2 separate regions of the Mus musculus genome follow, and region 2 is linked to region 1. A link is a loop called in an ENCODE intact Hi-C map of the cell type or tissue named here. Cell type or tissue: left cerebral cortex. All regions are shown on one strand. Each heading gives the region's core, and the rest is flanking DNA. Links, peaks and the distances in the headings are about the cores only.

Evidence for each region. Peaks named below come from ENCODE experiments on the same cell type or tissue, not always from the same donor. Only the 100,000 strongest peaks of a DNase experiment are listed, where the experiment ranks them.
Region 2: it touches region 1 in a loop (3-fold over the local background); 6 of 42 quality-filtered maps call a loop at or near these places.

Annotation. Positions count from the first base shown.
Region 1 is chr4:96,680,135-96,688,804 of GRCm38, reverse strand. No RefSeq gene overlaps it. Among named protein-coding and RNA genes, the nearest start is that of Cyp2j5, 20 kb to the right of the region's middle. In left cerebral cortex, for the core only: a CTCF peak has its summit at 5,113 (motif pointing right); DNase peaks (open chromatin) are centred at 1,716 and 5,167.
Region 2 is chr4:96,521,473-96,530,142 of GRCm38, reverse strand. It overlaps Cyp2j6 (cytochrome P450, family 2, subfamily j, polypeptide 6), which reads left to right. Exons shown (of 9, transcript NM_010008.4): 6 at 620-758; 7 at 4,117-4,304; 8 at 6,302-6,440. Among named protein-coding and RNA genes, the nearest start is that of Cyp2j8, 18 kb to the right of the region's middle. In left cerebral cortex, for the core only: a CTCF peak has its summit at 4,148 (motif pointing right); a DNase peak (open chromatin) is centred at 4,177.

The sequences.
Region 1 (8,670 bases), core at 143-8,142:
TGCTTTGGTGCTTCCCAAACTCAACACTAGACAATGAATCTCCTTTGGAGAGGGGCTCACTGAGCATTCATGTGAGCATTCACCCACGCTCTGACAGGATCCCCTTTTGTCTGTCATGTCTTGCAGTCTTTATACATAAAGTACATGGGCAGACCCAAGGGTAGTGTTGAGATTAACCCCCACTTGCTCATGTTTTTTCTCCTCATCTGTTAGCTACATAAACTGGAGTTTCACTGTCTTCCTGGTGTTCCACATCTACTTTACTCATGGCTGTCATTAAGTGTCTACCACTAAAGCTAAATGAGCTACTTATCTGCTGATTATACTTCATGGATACACTAACTTGTATATATGCCACATTATCTGCATATATCAAAAAAATCATCCCTTTCCCTATAACTCCATTCAGTTATGATTTGTCAATCAAAGATAAAAATATAAAATTTAAAATGCAATAAAAATCCATGATTAAGCATTATTTTCTTTTTTAAAAAGATTTTATTTATTTATTATATATAAGTACACTGTCACTGTCTTCAGACACTCCAGAAGAGGGAGTCAGATTTTGTTATGGATGGTTGTGGGCCACCATGTGGTTGCTGGGATTTGAACTCCGGACCTTCGGAAGAGCAGTCGGGTGCTCTTACCCACTGAGCCATCTCACCAGCCTTCAAGCATTATTTTCTTAAAATAGAGGAGAGCATTTATTATTCGCTGTTAGATCCCGAGTGCTGTGTACCCTGGATATAAACTGATGCACTGCAAGGTAATACCAAATCTTTTGAGTATTTAAATAGATGAATAAATGACGATTCCCAGTTTATATTTGTTCTACATTAACAAAACCCTCATATGCCTAGGACATCATAAGTAATGCTGAAGGCTCAGAAAGTAACCAGCTTCTATTTTACAGCAATACCTGAGTCCCGCAACCTTTGCCTTTGCTAATTTGCATAAGTTGCTGAGCACTAGTCTCCCTCTTCCAGGAAGGCATCATCTACTCTCAGTGGTCCTCACTGCCTTCAACACCAATTAGACAATGCCTGATAACTTCACCTGGCATTCTGCAAGTCAGCATCTGGATCCCCACCCCTAACAAGTCCCATGCCTCCTCTTGAATCTGCCACCACTAAGCACCACTTGATGACTGCCCAGACAGAAGCCATCTGCTGGTTATTAAAGAAAGTTAAATAAGCCGAGGAGCTCTAGGGAAGTTTAACAAGAAAGAGTACCATATGCATAGAGAATTAGCAACCAGTTGGCCCCTGTGACTCAGAGTTCATTATGGCAATGTTAAGCAGACTTCCCTTGGGATTGCTCAGTTGATTGGCTCAGTGGAAGCCCTACTGAGAAAACCTGCCTTTGTGATCCTCACAGGCACAAAGACAGCCTCATGGAAGTTCATTATATTTCTGTGTCAGTCAATCCGTCAAGAGTCCCACAGTGATCCTAGAGAGTGGTATTGCTTAGTTAAAGCAGCACAGCAATTCCTGTGCCTTGCCCCGCACAGTGGTGAGAAAAAAACAGACTTAACTTCTCTTTCTACTGTGAGCATAATGGAGTAGTCAGATTCATGATTTGGGTGGCAGTATGGGGAAATTGTAGGAGGAGACAGAATCCATAGTGTTTCTAGGAAAGCTAAGCTACCATTCTAAATTAATGAATGTAAGTTGCAAAATATGGACAGAGTCAACACTAAGAATCTGTTCAGTCTTTGTGCCCCCACTACTTTTAGGCAGAACAATTTGGTGGAAATGCTTTGTGGGTGGGTTGATGTCTTTATCCCTTCACTGGGAATCCTGCCTGGATATAGTAGGTGGCCACTCTAGGCTCATCCATTACTAAGAGTTTCAGTTAGAGTCATAAATTATTTGGAGCCTCCCCATGTCTCTGGCACATCCAAAAAATGCTTCCTAAACCCTACAGCCAGTTTTCATTTATTCCCCCAGCCCTCCCTCCCAAGCTCTCTCTCTCTGCACCTGACCCCCCACCTCATTTTCTTCCCTCTATTTTATTTCCCCTTCTAAGTGAGATTCAAGCATACTCCCTGGAGCCCTCCTTGCTATTTGGATCTATGGAATGTTGAATAGTTATCCTGTTCTTTATGGCTAACATCCACTTATAAGTGAGTACATATCATACATGTCCTTTTGGATCTGAGTTACAAAGATAGAGAATGAAGGAACAGCTAACCAATGAGTGCCCCAACTGGAAACCATCCCATGGGCAGGAACAAATTCCTGACATTATTAATGATACTCCATTATGCTTGCAGACAGGAGTCTAGCATAACTATCTTTTGAGAGGTTCCCTCCAGCAGCTGACCTAAACAGATGAAGAGAGCCACAGCCAAACAGATGGGGGCCCCATGGGGAGTCTTTTGGAAGAGCTGGAAGATTGACAGACATGAAGAAGAAAGGAACTCCACAGGAAGACCAACAGCATCAACTATCCTGGACTCTTGGGAGCTCCAAGAGATTGAATCATCAACCAAAGAGCAAGCATGGGCTAGAACTAACCCCCATCCCAACACATATGTAGCATGTGTGCTGCTAGGTCTTTATGTGGGTCCCCCAACAATTTGAGCATGGTAGGTTCCTCACTGTTACCTGCTTGTGGATCCTATTTCCCTAACTGGGCTGTCTTACTTGGCCACAGTGGTAGCAGATGTGCCTAGTCCTGCAGTGACTTGGTGCATCAAGGTGGAACCTCCCCCTTCTCAAAGGAGAAGGAGAGGGAAGAATGTGGAAGCAGCTGTGTGAGGGGAGACTGGGAGGAAAGTGGGAGCTGCAATTGGGATGTCAAGTGAATAAATAGATGAATAAATAAACAAAAATTTAAGTATTATGGAAAATAAAAAAGACTGAGGATCTGGAGATGCCCAGGGGTTGGTGCTATGATGACTAGTAAGAGCAGGCTGGGACTCTGGATCTTTCCCACTCTGTATTTGTTCTTGTCCACAGAGTGGGTCATGTGGTTTTGCCAGAAATACACTGGCATTAGCCCACTGAGATGACTCTGAGGGTAACAGAGCTCCTATTGCAAGCCTAAAGATCTGAGTTTGATTGATTCCATGGTGGAAAGAAAGAACTTTCAAAACTTGTCCTATACCTTTCCCACGCATGCTGAGATGCAAGCATGTAGGAGTGGGGGAGAGAATAAAATATAAAAAAATATATACATATAGTTGGGGACTCATTCATGAGTACATCTCAGGGAAAGGTGTTCAAGGTTAACTCATGCATGTGCAAGGGCACAGAGATGGGAAAGTGAGTGTTCCTCCATGGATTCACAATTCATCTCAGAGTCCTGAGACCAAGTCTGTCAAAAACAGGAACACAATATTCAGAGGCAGAGTAGAAACATCTGAACCTCTGAAGCCTGGAGAATTTTGTTTCTTTAAATCAATAGTTTCCAAGGGAGATTTATTTGCACCAATGGTATACTAGACTCTCCCTGGGACATTGAAAGAATTTGATAATAATAGTATTGCAGGACTGGGGATGTGGCTCTGTTGGTAAAGTGCACACTACATAAACACAAGGACACGAGTTTGGATCTCCAGCACCCACATAAAAGCCAGATGTAGTGGTATGCACCTGTAAACCCAGCATTGGAAGGATGGAGACAGGCGAGTTCCTGGGCCTTACTGGGAGCTAGTCAGGCAAATAGATCAGTGGCAGTTCCTATTTCAAAATATTAGGTGGAAAGTGATAACATAACTTCCACAAAGTCACCCACACACCTAAACACGTACACAATATACACTAAGCATAATAATAGTAATAATAATAATACAGCAATCATTGAAATGAGGCACCCAAACAAGCTAAAAGTAGAAGAATGTTGACCTAAAAATCTCAAAAGTGCAAAAATAACTCTCCTCTCATTGAAAATATGACAATATAAGGTCTACTTTAGATTCTGCATAAGATATGTAAGTATTGTTTGTGCAGTCTGTACCATACATGGCTTATGAATATGTACTATTGTCATCTAAATAAACCTGTGTTATAGGTGCATAGAATTCAGCCATCTGAAGTAACTCTAGCAGGAGACAGACATCCCAAGCCTAGTGAATTTGTTTGGAAATCCCATTCTAACTCCTACTGGGTAGCTGATTGAAGAAGTAAAAACTTAATTGGAAATCCATCAATGGGCTACTTAAGTGCCTCAAGTTGTAAACAGGAGCTGGAGCAAGTTGTTTTTAATAGCATAAAGTTCTTAGTTTAAATTGAAAGTAATAACATTTTAGGCTATGGGTGCTAGTACTTGGAGATAATCCCAACACCTGGGAGGTGGAAGTTCAAGTTTTGAGAATTCAATATCAGTTTTGGCTACATGGAAATTTCAGCATTAGATGAAACCTTGAATGAGACTATATCTGTCTATCTATCTATCTATCTATCTATCTATCTATCTATCTATCTATATGCATGTACATGTTATAAATATACATATGTACATTTACATGGGCTGGGGATGTACCTCAGTGGTAAAAATGGATGAGTGCTTGCTTAGCATGCACAAGGCCTTACATTCAATCACCACCACTCTCCTCCAAAAAGAATATTTTAAATCACAAAGTGTACTCCGTTTCTTGAGATCCTAGGCTTTGGGAGATACAAAAGCCAAACCAAACACTGTCTGACTCTCACATAGTGGACTGTCAGTGTCTACAAATGTTTTACCTGAGCTTCCCAGATAGAGATAGGCTGCAATCGATGTGGTGGCATAATGTGTTGACACCACAAGTCCATATAATTAGAACTTCGGTGAGCAGGAAACAGATGGCTTTAGTTGGAAGTCAGGAAGGAAGGCAGGAAGGGAGGGAGGGAGGAAGGAAGGAAGGAAGGAAGGAAGGAAGGAAGGAAGGAAGGAAGGAAGCATTCGACTCAGATCACAAAGAGCTGGGAATGCTGTGTTAGCTAACGAGTCCTTGCCTTTTCCTGAAGTCACTTCAAATCACTTGTTTTTCAATAAATACACTGGTATGGGCAGAGTTTTGCCCACCACTTATGTGTGAAGCATAGTGTTTGGAAGAAAACAGGAAAAGCTCATTTCCAGCATCTAAGGAATATGGCTTGTTTTGTAGTTTCACATTATGACCACAAGAGGGTATTATAATACAAAGCTGTCCTATCTCATATGTGCTGGCAACCAAATTTCCAGTGAATTTTCCAAATCACTGCTCTTGGGTGCTGTTCGGTGTTGTCTGAATGCACTTTTAGAAACAATAATAATACTTTTAGAGTTTTTATTATGACTTGATATTCTCCAGGTTGAATTCCAATGTGTTCTTCTAGTTTTCAACTTCACAGATAATTCACACTGAGGCTGTTGCCCAAGGCTCAGCAGCAGCCACTGACATTCGTTCTAAAGAATTGCTTTGCAGATATGAAAAATAATCCCTAAGGAGGAACGTGGCCAGAAGGAACACAGTTGTGAAATAAAAATAGCTAGATAGCATTGTGTCCAAATCCTGTCTTCGCCACTAAATGGTTAGATCACTTGGAAAAATGTTTGTCCCCCAGGTCTCAATTTGCCTGTGTCACCTTCTTTACACCAAATTCATTTCTAAAATTTATTTTAAAATGTTCCAGTGGTTGCCAGCTGTAGATAAAAACCACAGGTCTCCGACGGCATAGTTATAATTTTAAAGATTAAATTTTCATAGTTAGCAATAGTTTTGGGGCTAATGAGACTGTAACAAACACTTCTGCTAGTATAGATTATTCTATTTTTACCTTATGAACTCTAATCTTCTAAAATCTTTGATGCACTCTTTTGATTTTTGGGTATTTACTTCAGAGTATGAATATATTTTTTAAATCTATGGACTTAGTCAGCAAAAAACAACTCTTGAGTGTTTACTGTGTCTAATCACTAGCAATATCACCAAGACCCCAGCAGGCTGAAAATTGTCCTTGAGGAGTTAAGTTTCTAGTGGGAAGTAGAATAGATCCAGATGTGATCTGGGCTGCGTGAAACTGCTGAAAGGAGAGGGGTGAGGTTTGTGCAAGTGACTGAAGAAACCCAGTTGAGCTGGTTTTTGAGCAAAGCTTCTAAGGACATGTGTATAAAGCCACCTAGCTACTGAGGCTGCAAGTGGGGAAGGAATTATGAGACTGGCATATGCCTGCTGCCTCACTGAGGGAGAATGACTACAGGAGAATTAACAGGATGTAGTGATTACAAAGGTCTGGGGGATTACAAAGCCCAAATCATAGGGGCCATTCTGGATATGGTGAAACCTTTAGGAGAAACTGGTAGACAGCTGTTTGAATAGCTCTCTGATACAATCTGATTTTGTTTATAATGAGGTACTCCAGGAAGAATAGGCATGAATGTCCACAGGATAAGCACAGGAAGAGCTGAGGGCTTTAGCAGCGGAGATGGTGTGAAGAGGCTGGAAGATCAATCTATTTTGAGGTTAGATTCAGTTGTATTTGGTAATTCACATTTAAGTTTAGGAACTAAGCAACACACATCAGACGTTTCAGCCCCAGGATCAGAGGAATGGAGTTCTCACCCCTGAAAAGAAAACCTGAGAGGGAAGCAGACTGGATAGTTAACTCACCAAGATACTCTGAGAACTTCCTACTTGCTAGGCTACAGGATGCCTAAGGGGATAATGAAAATCACAATTAAAGAATGCTTAGAAAACTTAACCTGGTGCTACACACCAGTAATCCCAACAGTTAAGAGGCTAAGACAAGAGAATAGCCACAAGTTTGAAGTTAGTCTAGTCTATACAGCAAGTTCCAGGCCAGTTAGTGCTACATAGAAAGATTGTCTTAAAAGCAAACAAAAGAATTGCCAGAAAATATCTAAAACAAATCAGAGTGGAGTGAGATACCTAACATTAAAATTTATTAACACAAATAACTACATTTCTGTAATTTCAATATCAATAGTAATATTAAAACCAATGAAAATTCCCCATAACTAGTGATAGATAGGTTGGTGATTGATAGACAGACAGCTGGACAGATGATCAATAGATAGATAAATAGATAGATAGATAGATAGATAGATAGATAGATAGATAGATAGTAGATGATAGGCAGACAGATTGATAGAATGATAGGTAGGTAATAGATGATAGACAGATATGTGATAGCTATAGATGATAGATGTGTGTGTGTGAGATAAATAGGTAGAAAACAGAGAGAGAAACTTTACTTTTGTGAGAAATAGCAACTAATGTGCTTTTTAAGAGGTATGGCTTCAGTCCAGATACAAGGACACAGTAAGCTCTAGAGCCCAAGGAATCTATCTCCTCCCTTTAACTGCAGTTAGCATTTCTGGATCCATAGTATTCAAATGTGAATTGTTGTTCCTGGTCAGAAAGACCTGTATGGCCACAAAACATCTAGAGGTCAGCAGTAGCACTTGTTTGTTGAATCTTGACTGATTTTTCTCAATATATTCAGGGTTATCTGATTTTCATGTCTGTTATTAGTTGATTATGAGCTTTCTCCAATGTACACATAAATTTGAAAAGAGCCAGGACATTTGTTCAGGACCCTGTTGCCTATATAGACAAGCAAACAGGAGTAAGACAGCCTCACCCTTAATAAAGGCTCAATAAACATCTGTGAGAGAGGAAGAAAACATGCTTATCAGCTATAATAAACCTATTTATGCTCTTGCCACTTACACTGAACTATGGCCAAGTAAAAATAGCCTACACACCTTATCACAGGGCCTAAGTCACAGTAATAGTTGCTTCAACAATCCATTTATTGAGCTAACTTGTTATGGTCTTTAACATCCTAACTTTATGTGGAACAACACAGAGGTAAAATACAAAATACCAAAGCCTGCTTCCAGTTTTTCTAATCTGTCTGCTATATTCCTTTTCCACAGTTCTTATCATCTGTCAGCTGGGATATGTGTGCTTAACAACATATGTATGTTCATATAAGTATAAATGTGTGTATTCATAGTATTCTTGTGTGTGTATATATGTGTTTGTGTGTACAAACATATGTGTATATACAATTTTCATATTTCATTCTACATATAAAACATGCTATATGTGTTAGCATGAATTTAAATATAAATATAGATATATAGACATATTTTTGACCCTTTAGTCTCTTTCTTCATTCATATGTTAACAGCTCCCCAGTTTTATTGAGAGGCTACATATTTTCCACTGTGAAACTTCTTGATGAGTTTATAATCAAGCCATCTGTGATGGGTTGTTCTAATGCTCCACTGCACACAGTTTATGATGACCTTGGAAGAGAATCTCAATGAAGGATTTATAAATTAGTTTGGCCTAAGGGATGTCTGTAAGAGAGGATCTTGATTATGTTAATTGCAGAGGGAACATCTGATCCTCTGGGTGGCGCCATTCCCTGGGAAAGAGACTTTGCTGTGGAAAACAGGAGCAGAGCAGTTGCTGCCAGCATGCATGGTGTAATTCACTGCCCTCTGTGGATGTACCAAATTAAGTTGCTTCAAGTTCCTGCTACCTTGACTTTCCAAAGATGATTGACTGTACCATGAAACTGTGAGCCAAATAAGCCAGTTCTTCTATAATTTGCTTTTGTCCAGATATTTTATCACACAACTAAGACATTGCCTAAGTCTCCTAGCAGAGGAGCAAACACATGACCTAAACTTTATGTCAGACCCTGATACCTAGAAATATTTTCT
Region 2 (8,670 bases), core at 466-8,465, 160 kb after region 1:
AAATATTAATGAAGAGAACAATACATACATAAAATTCATCTAAGTCCTTCTGGAATCAACAAAACCACTTGTAGAGTTTTTAATACATATCTGTTGCATCTCATACAGTTGATATGACATGTTAAGGGTATGTGTTATCCTCATTTTATAGACTGAAACAGATAAATGTGAAATGAATGTTTAAAAAATCATATAGTGACTTAGTGACTTAGCTGATAATGGAAGCTAAATATCTGTGGGTGGGTTTATCCTGTCATGTTTGCATTGTGACTATTCCAAAAGTATAGTCACATAGAAAATAGTTTCTTGATATTAGTCCACTCAACTACTAGAAGCTTTTGGTCAGTCTATAGCAGTTGGAGAAAAAAAAAGCCTTATAATGAGGTCAAGGCAATATTATTTTCAAATAAATCCTTCTGAACTCATTACTAAGGCTGAAGAAGACCCTATGTGTCAATCTTCTTGTATTTGGACCATGATAACTCTTACAATTTCATTGTGTCCTGAGGAGATTAAAGATAACATCACTTCAAATAGCAGCATTTGCATTTGTTACCCAGGTTCAGAACCTGTGTATTTAATAATCACAAACTTTCTAACTAAACGCTGTCTTTTCTAGTACCCAGAGAAGACTACAAGTTTCAATGAAGAAAACCTTATCTGCAGCACTTTGGACCTCTTCTTTGCTGGAACAGAGACAACATCAACTACATTACGCTGGGCTCTGCTCTACATGGCCCTCTACCCAGAAGTCCAAGGTGAGCATATTGTGACTGTACCTGACAGAGCCAAATTCTTCTTCTGGAATCTATGGCTTAGAGAAGACCAGAAGATGGTGCAGAGAAAGGGTGTGGCATAGCTGTGAGGCAGTGTGTACTTGGGAATGGGAATGTCTTCTGCATGTTCTGTCAGGACTGAGATAGGTCCCAAGGGTGCAGACATGGACAGAGTGCGTCCACTCTTCTCCTTCTTCCTTTTTTAGTAGACCCCTTCCATTTTATCCTGCACTCTGTTCAAAATTATTATTCTGGTATTCTATACACCATCATATCACCTTTCTGCCTTTCCTGCTTCAGATCCTTCCACCCACCATGGTACCTATCCTACTCTATATGTCCTATCTTGGCCCGGTCCTTATTTGTGCCTCTAAGCCATGGTATTACATTTTCACTCTACTACCATTATTCTGTTACAATGTTCCCCAATCATAGAAGAATAGAAAGATATTGCTTTTCCAAGTCATTTCAAATTCCTCCATGGATTTGATAACTTGGGAATAACTGTCATTCTTTTCCTCCAGAGATCACTGAATAGTATGCTGGGGTTCTGCTTAACACATTGTTTTTTTCTTCACTCACTGGCATCTGTCAGGGAAAGTGGTCCATCCTATCATTTTTATTCCATCAGATTCTAGCAAATTTAATGATTTGAGGATAGAAATATTTTTTTTCTGTTATAGGACATGTGCTTTGTTTTTGCTCTTCTTGTTTTGTTATTGTTTTTGTTCTTTGAATGTTTAGCAACAGTTTACTAGATATAAAATATATTTCATAGATGGAAGCCCTATGTTTTTGCCTTAAGAAAACAATTGCATAGAAAAATTCAGAATGCTTCCTTGTGGTAAAGAAAATTTTATAGAACAATTCATCTCTCTCTCTCTCTCTCTCCCTCTCTCTCTCTCTCTCTCTCTCTCTCTCTCTCTCTCTCTGTGTGTGTGTGTGTGTGTGTGTATTTGTTTATAAACATGTGGAAGCAATAGATATTGTCAAGGAAACTACAGTCAGTGTCTGCTCAGTGAGCCATGGGATCTGCCTGTTGCCACCTCTTAGTGCCCTGCAATTAGAAATGCATGCTACCATATCCAGATTTTACCCATGAATTATAAGAGTCAGACTCAAGTCCTCATGCTTGCATGGCAAACCCTTTACTCACGTTATTTTCCATGCCCATATATTTTTTTATGAATGCAAAATGCATATATGTACCTGTATTTAAGTGTATGCATCTTGAGTTTCAAGTAAAATACATATTTACCTGAGCAGTAATATTTTTAGGTTTTAAAGCTAGCATACATACTTGACCTCTAGAATAGCAGCTTCAAAATATCAGTAGATTTACATGAAAATTTACACTGGTGTTCATTTTGAAATATACATAATAGTCAAGGGATAGAACTATCAAGATTGTTCATTGACCACAAATGGCTGCATGAGTTAGAGCAGCACTTCATCTTGAGAGAAAGAAGTTCTGATGGTCATCTAGTAATGTACGAGTTATTAGGACATTGCCCTAAGTTAAATAACCAATCAATGAATCACATGAACTGACCTATGCAACCCAAATTAGTTATGTTGAATAGTTAGATATCTATCCAAAATGACTGAATGGAAGAGGGGAGAACCACCAATTGTATAATATCAGAGTTTCAATTTTCCAAGATGGAAAAGAACTAGCCACTGCTTACAGAATAGGAACACATTTAATATTATTGAACTGTGCAGTTAAAAATTCTGACAAGAATTGTGATTGGTGGTACCCAACATTAGTCAAAATACTTGAAGAGCTTGAGGCAGGGCTGTCACAGTTTAAGGTTATTTGGCTACATATATAGAATATAAATGAAAAATTGTTATTGTGACAAGTTTTATGTCAAATATATTTTACTACCAGTTCATTTTTGTATAGACAGTAGTGTAATTGCTAGACATTTATTTCTCTGTCAGGACAAATCTCTAAGCTGGATTTTGTAATAGGCTTTTTGTTACAAATTCCCTTTAAATTGTTGCTGAATTGAAGCTAAAGTAAAGCTTAGCTCTCTGTAAGTGGGCAACCCTGAGTACTCCTTTCCCTAGAAGGGAAAAGAGAAAAGTAGACACCCTGTTGTATCAGACCATGTTCCAAAGATGAAAAAAATGTGTTTATTTACAAATTTTTGACTTTTCAAGGCAGGCTTTCACTGTGTAGCCCAGATTGTCACAGAACTCATTTTGTTAACCAAGCTGTCCTGGAACTCAGAGACCTAACTACCCTGTCTCACAAATATTGGGATTAAAGGGATATGCCACTGGGATCAGCTGTCTGTTTGTGTTTTACTTGCCAAAACTTAGTCACATGATCATTGACTGACTACACATTCCAGAAGTTAAGAATTTCCCACTGGATAACTGTTCAACCTGTACTGACATTTTGGAAGATAGCTAACAATCATTACTATTTATTAGTATGAATCTACTTATGCATAGAAATTTCAAACTGTATTTTGGATAAGACATAATTATTCTCATTAGTCAGATGTGGAATCTGAACTGTTAAGAATTTCTTTAACAGTGTTGTCCAACAATATCTTAAGAAATTATAGTCTACTGATTTATTGTGGTGTGAATATTTATGCATTCTCCATTAATTTACTTATTACAACCTTATTACCAATGGTATGATGTTAGAAGTTGATTAGTCCTAAGAAGGGAATTAATGCCTTTGAAAGAAATACAGAAGAAACAAGGGAGACAGGCAAAGAGACAAAGAATCTTGTTAATAACTCATCTGCCATAAGTGTAGTTCCCAAAAACCTCATGGTAGAAGAGAAAGAGCTACAACAAGATGCCCTTTGACCTCCACTATCATGCCATAAGAACCCTCCACTGAAGAGTATTATTTTTTAAAAAATTACATAAGATAGTTATTTTTTCTATGACATGAAGAGAAAACAAAGCTTTTCCATCTATGAGACAGAAAATTGTTGCTATCAGATGAGAAATTTCTTGGTGCCCTGTTTTAGAATTCCCCAGCTCTAGGACTATGAAACATGAATGTGAGTTGTTTATAATCCACTGTAATGAAAGTATTCATGCCTCAATAGATTTTTCTCTGAGATTAGTAATGCTGATCACAGTTACTCAGTTCAGGATATATGTAAAGTTATAATTATGTTGTAGGTTCAAAGAGAGTTATGGAGTTTTTTTTTTAATTCAATCCTTTGAAGGGTTAAAGACATATTTCTTTGTAGTCAGGACACTAAAATTAAATAAAAGCTGATAAGGTCTCATAGACAGCTTGTATATTGTTAGAAGAAATCATTAAATTAAAATTTTAATAGACCCTTCTGTTTACTTTTAGAAAAAGTACAGGCAGAGATTGATAGGGTGATTGGCCAGAAGAGGGCAGCAAGACTTGCTGATAGAGAATCCATGCCCTATACCAATGCTGTCATCCACGAGGTGCAGAGGATGGGCAATATCATCCCCTTGAATGTTCCCAGGGAAGTAGCAATGGATACCAATTTGAATGGATTTCATCTGCCAAAGGTAACTATGGACTTCCAGCTTTATACACACCAGTCCACTTTTTATATCCTCCTGTGAACCTAAGGTAAATGTGACATGTATTCCTGCCTCAGGATTACTTAAATCAGCAGAGGCATATTATGTCTGCTAAAGTATTCATTACCTCCGTGCATCTAAACAGATATTTACATATATAGTGGGAAAGATGACTCCTTGGTCAAATATGTTTAAGCAAAGCCTGGCTTTATTTGCTAAAGTCATCTGAGCATCTTCCTATGCTAATGTGGGCTCTAGCAGTCAGCAGTTCTCTGCTACATGACTTTACTCCAGAGAGGCATTCTCAAGACTGAAGAGCTGCCCGACTGGGGTTAGAAAATATTTCTCCACAATCCTTGAAATACAGAATTTGAAATGTGAATAAATTTTGAGAAACTTGCACTACCATCATGGTGAGACTGTTATTTCTAAAACAGAGACCCACAGGCTTTGTTCCAGTGTTAATTTATACACAACTGATATATATATATATATATATATATATATATATATATATATATATATATATATATATATGTGTGTGTGTGTGTGTGTGTGTGTGTGTGTGTGTGTGTGTGTGTGTGCTTTAGAATCTTCTCTCCTTCAAAATGACTTTTCAACTTTTCAGAATAACAATCAATCTCATTTTGAGATTGGAAAATTGAGGCTTAAGGAAATTTGGTCTGCATAAAATCTCTCTACTATAAAATAGAAGACTGGGGATACAGAACCACCCGTGTTCTGGTCATTCTGGCCATGCCATAGTTCCTCCATAGGACTTGCATTATTTTGACATGAAAAAAAATCTCCTTCAATGTTTCTATATGAGTCTCTGTTAAATTACCCATTTTAATGGACTGAATCCCTATCACATCTCCCAGATCTCTTAACACTCTGCACAGGGTTTCCTGAAAGTTATACCCTCCATGCTCCAAAAGTTTAAATTCTTTCTATTCTTTTTATTTCACCATAGGTGATCAAGTCAAACATTTGTTGGCTGTGACAAAATTCCCAACTTTTCAGTTCAGTGTGGAAGTGGGTTGGTGAAAGAGCCAATCTAATCACATAAGGTTAGCCAAGAAGCAGAGGAAAAAGTCAGCAGGAGATTTTTTTTCCTCACTTCCACTCTTTCTATTTCATTCAGGCCATCAGCTTGTAGAATGGTGCCATCCACAGTCAGGAAATGTCTACTACCATTAGTTGATTATCCTGTGATTGTCTTCACAGATACTAGCATAAGTTGATGAAGACATACTACAGAGTTGGTAAAGAAAATGATGGGAAGTGAACACTGTGGGGTGGCTAAGTCATGTTCTTGGGTCTAAGAAAGCAAGGGAAGACTGCACTATGGTGACACTGGGAACCAATAATTGATATGAGAGAGTTTGAAAGACTTATCAAGTCACTGAAGGAAGCATGAGTTAGTGTGAGGGAAAGACACATGCTGGAAAGTCCTGGCACAGTGCCAGCAAGCCTGATGACCTGGTCTTGTCTCACTGGATATGTAGATATTTTCCTAACCCTGCTGAGAAACTGGGTTCAGAAGCCTCCATGTTGAAGACTAAGAATGGAGATGAAAGACACGCAATTCCGCTTCATGGACCTGCCATTGTCCTCATTGTAGGAAGTAGCCGGGCTGGTTTTTATTCTTCTCTGCCAAATAATACTCTTTTGGATGATAAAAGTTGTTTATCTAGACCATATAAACTTCCTCCTATAGACATTGTTAATCATTAAAGAGCAAGCTAATGGGCTTTTAAATCTCCAACAGGCACTTACATTCATTGTAAAGGTTTCTAGACAAAGAGGAAGGTACTGTGAAAGGTAAAGGGGGTATAAATGTTAAATGCATGTTTCAATTCCCATTTAGATTGAATTAAAGATATGGAATTCAATATAAATGCGCCAGAACTAGAGAACTACCTATGCCATTACAGGTTTGTTCCTTATATCAAGCCTTGACTCTTTGCTGTCATTTCTAGGGTACAATGGTTCTAACAAACCTAACTGCACTGCACAGAGACCCAAAAGAGTGGGCCACTCCAGATGTGTTCAATCCAGAGCACTTTTTGGAGAATGGACAGTTTAAGAAGAGAGAATCCTTTCTGCCCTTCTCAATGGGTGAGTTGTGATGAGGAGGAATGAGTTCAGTGCTCCACCTCAGCTCCTCCCTCCTCTTGTGCCCAGATGCCTCAAATTGACTGTATTTTGACTTTGGTTGCAATCCTGTATTCCCTGGACTTGCCACTTCTTCCGACTCAGCCTAATCCCCATCCTTCCTTGACTCTGCTGGGAATTCCAGTTTTCCTTATTCTCCTTTCCAAAACACTAAGGATAGAAACCAACACTCTGGCTCTGCTTCAATAAGGTGGATATGTGCCACCTTCATAAGGTTTTTCAGTGTCCCAAGTTATTTTTTTTCATTTTTTCTTTTTTTTTCCATTTTTTATTAGGTATTTAGCTCATTTACATTTCCAATGCTATACCAAAAGTCCCCCATAGCCACCCACCCCCACTCCCCTACCCACCCACTCCCCCTTTTTGGCCCTGGCGTTCCCCTGTACTGGGGCATATAAAGTTTGCATGTCCAATGGGCCTCTCTTTCCAGTGATGGCCGACTAGGCCATCTTTTGATACATATGCAGCTAGACCCAAGTTATTTTTAAAGGATGCACCTACACAGGGAAATGGAATAGATTGATAATGAGATGATGATGAGAAATTGGGGAGTAGTCACCACAATGGAAACATGAAGCAATGATTGTGAAAAGCATTTTCTTAACATGATTGGGTTCTAACCTATCCAAGAACTTTTCAAAAGGCAAGTCTTTTGTCTTTTATCTTTTATAATTTTAAGCATGCTTTAAAATTCTAGTTCTATATTTTTGTGTTAATGCAACCTGCTAGTCAGGGAAGGAGATATAGTGATGACTCTCACTCTTTCTTGTGTTTTCTAGCCAGCCAATTACGAACAAAATCTTGTAGGCACACAATTGTTGCAGTAACAAAATTCTCTATTGCATTACAGGTATTGGCTTCTATGCTTAGAACATATATTTTCAAATAATTTTACAGTTCTTTAGTTCCATAAATGTGTACTGAGTATATATTATATGTCAGATATACACCCTAGAACATGAAAGTAGTAGAATAGATAATGAGCAGAGAAGCCCCTCACTGTAGTCTTTCAGGATGAAATGACTGAACCCTGCAGAGATGAGGACACAGACCTAGTCAAATGTACTGCACCTGGGACTCAATCTCTATCACATGTTCTCACACTGAAGCTTGTGTTTCCTAACACTGCCTCCAGAAGGTGACTAAATGCTGCACAGAAGCCACACTGCAATGGTTGACAAGGTCAACAAGTTTTCTTGTTTATTTGGGGCAGTGCCACTTCTCGTGACCCTGAGGCTCGGCAAAGGAGAAGCCTGAATATGCCCTCTTGCCAGTCTGGATCCAGAGCCAGTGTTTCTCAGATCTGGGCTGCCCTGGGTGTAGTTCTGATATCTTTGTCTTTTTTATTTGGGCTTCTTTATCCCTTTGTTCACTGTTCACAACTCCCTTTAATAGAAAACCTGATATGACACAGGAACTCTGCCCAGAAGTTTTGAATTGCAGGACAAAATCTTAGCTACATATTTCACTTACTCTAACCATTATTTTTCTTTTTACTGAACTTAGATACAGTTTTGTTTGGTTTTACCCTATGCCTCTTTTAGTTTATGAATAAGATCAATGCAATGTGAAAAATGTAAAGTTATATCACCTTTTACATTTCAAATAAATATTTTGTGTGATATTTCCTGAGATGGGTGACAGGAATGTGAGCAGATCACTGTTCATGGCTTCCACAAGAAGATGTTTCTCCAGGCCCATTGCTGTCCATATACATGCCAGTGTACCTAAATTACAGGAAAATTTTAAGTGGTCTCCATAGTTCTCGACCCTTCTAGTTTAAGATTCACTGACTTCTTATCCTGTGTATCAGTTATAATCTTGATGCACAACAAACATCTCAAACTACACCACTTAGTAAGAACAAGTTGTTGCTCACAGGTTTCCAGATAGTTTGGTGGCTTGGCTTTTCTTTGTTTGCTTTCTGTCTGAGTGCTGGTCTATGATCATCTCAGTGGAAGGGCAGAGTTCTCATCATCTCTCACCCTCTAGTAAGCCAGTTTTCCTTTCGCATGGTGGTGGTTATGTCCTGACTGCAAGTACAGAAGCACACAGGCCTGGTGAGGCCCAGTTTTAAAAGGTATTCTGTAGTTTGGTAACAAGACACAAAAGCCAGCCATAATTGCAGGGGAGGGATATTACTTCAGCCTTTGTTTGGAATTGCATAGAAGTT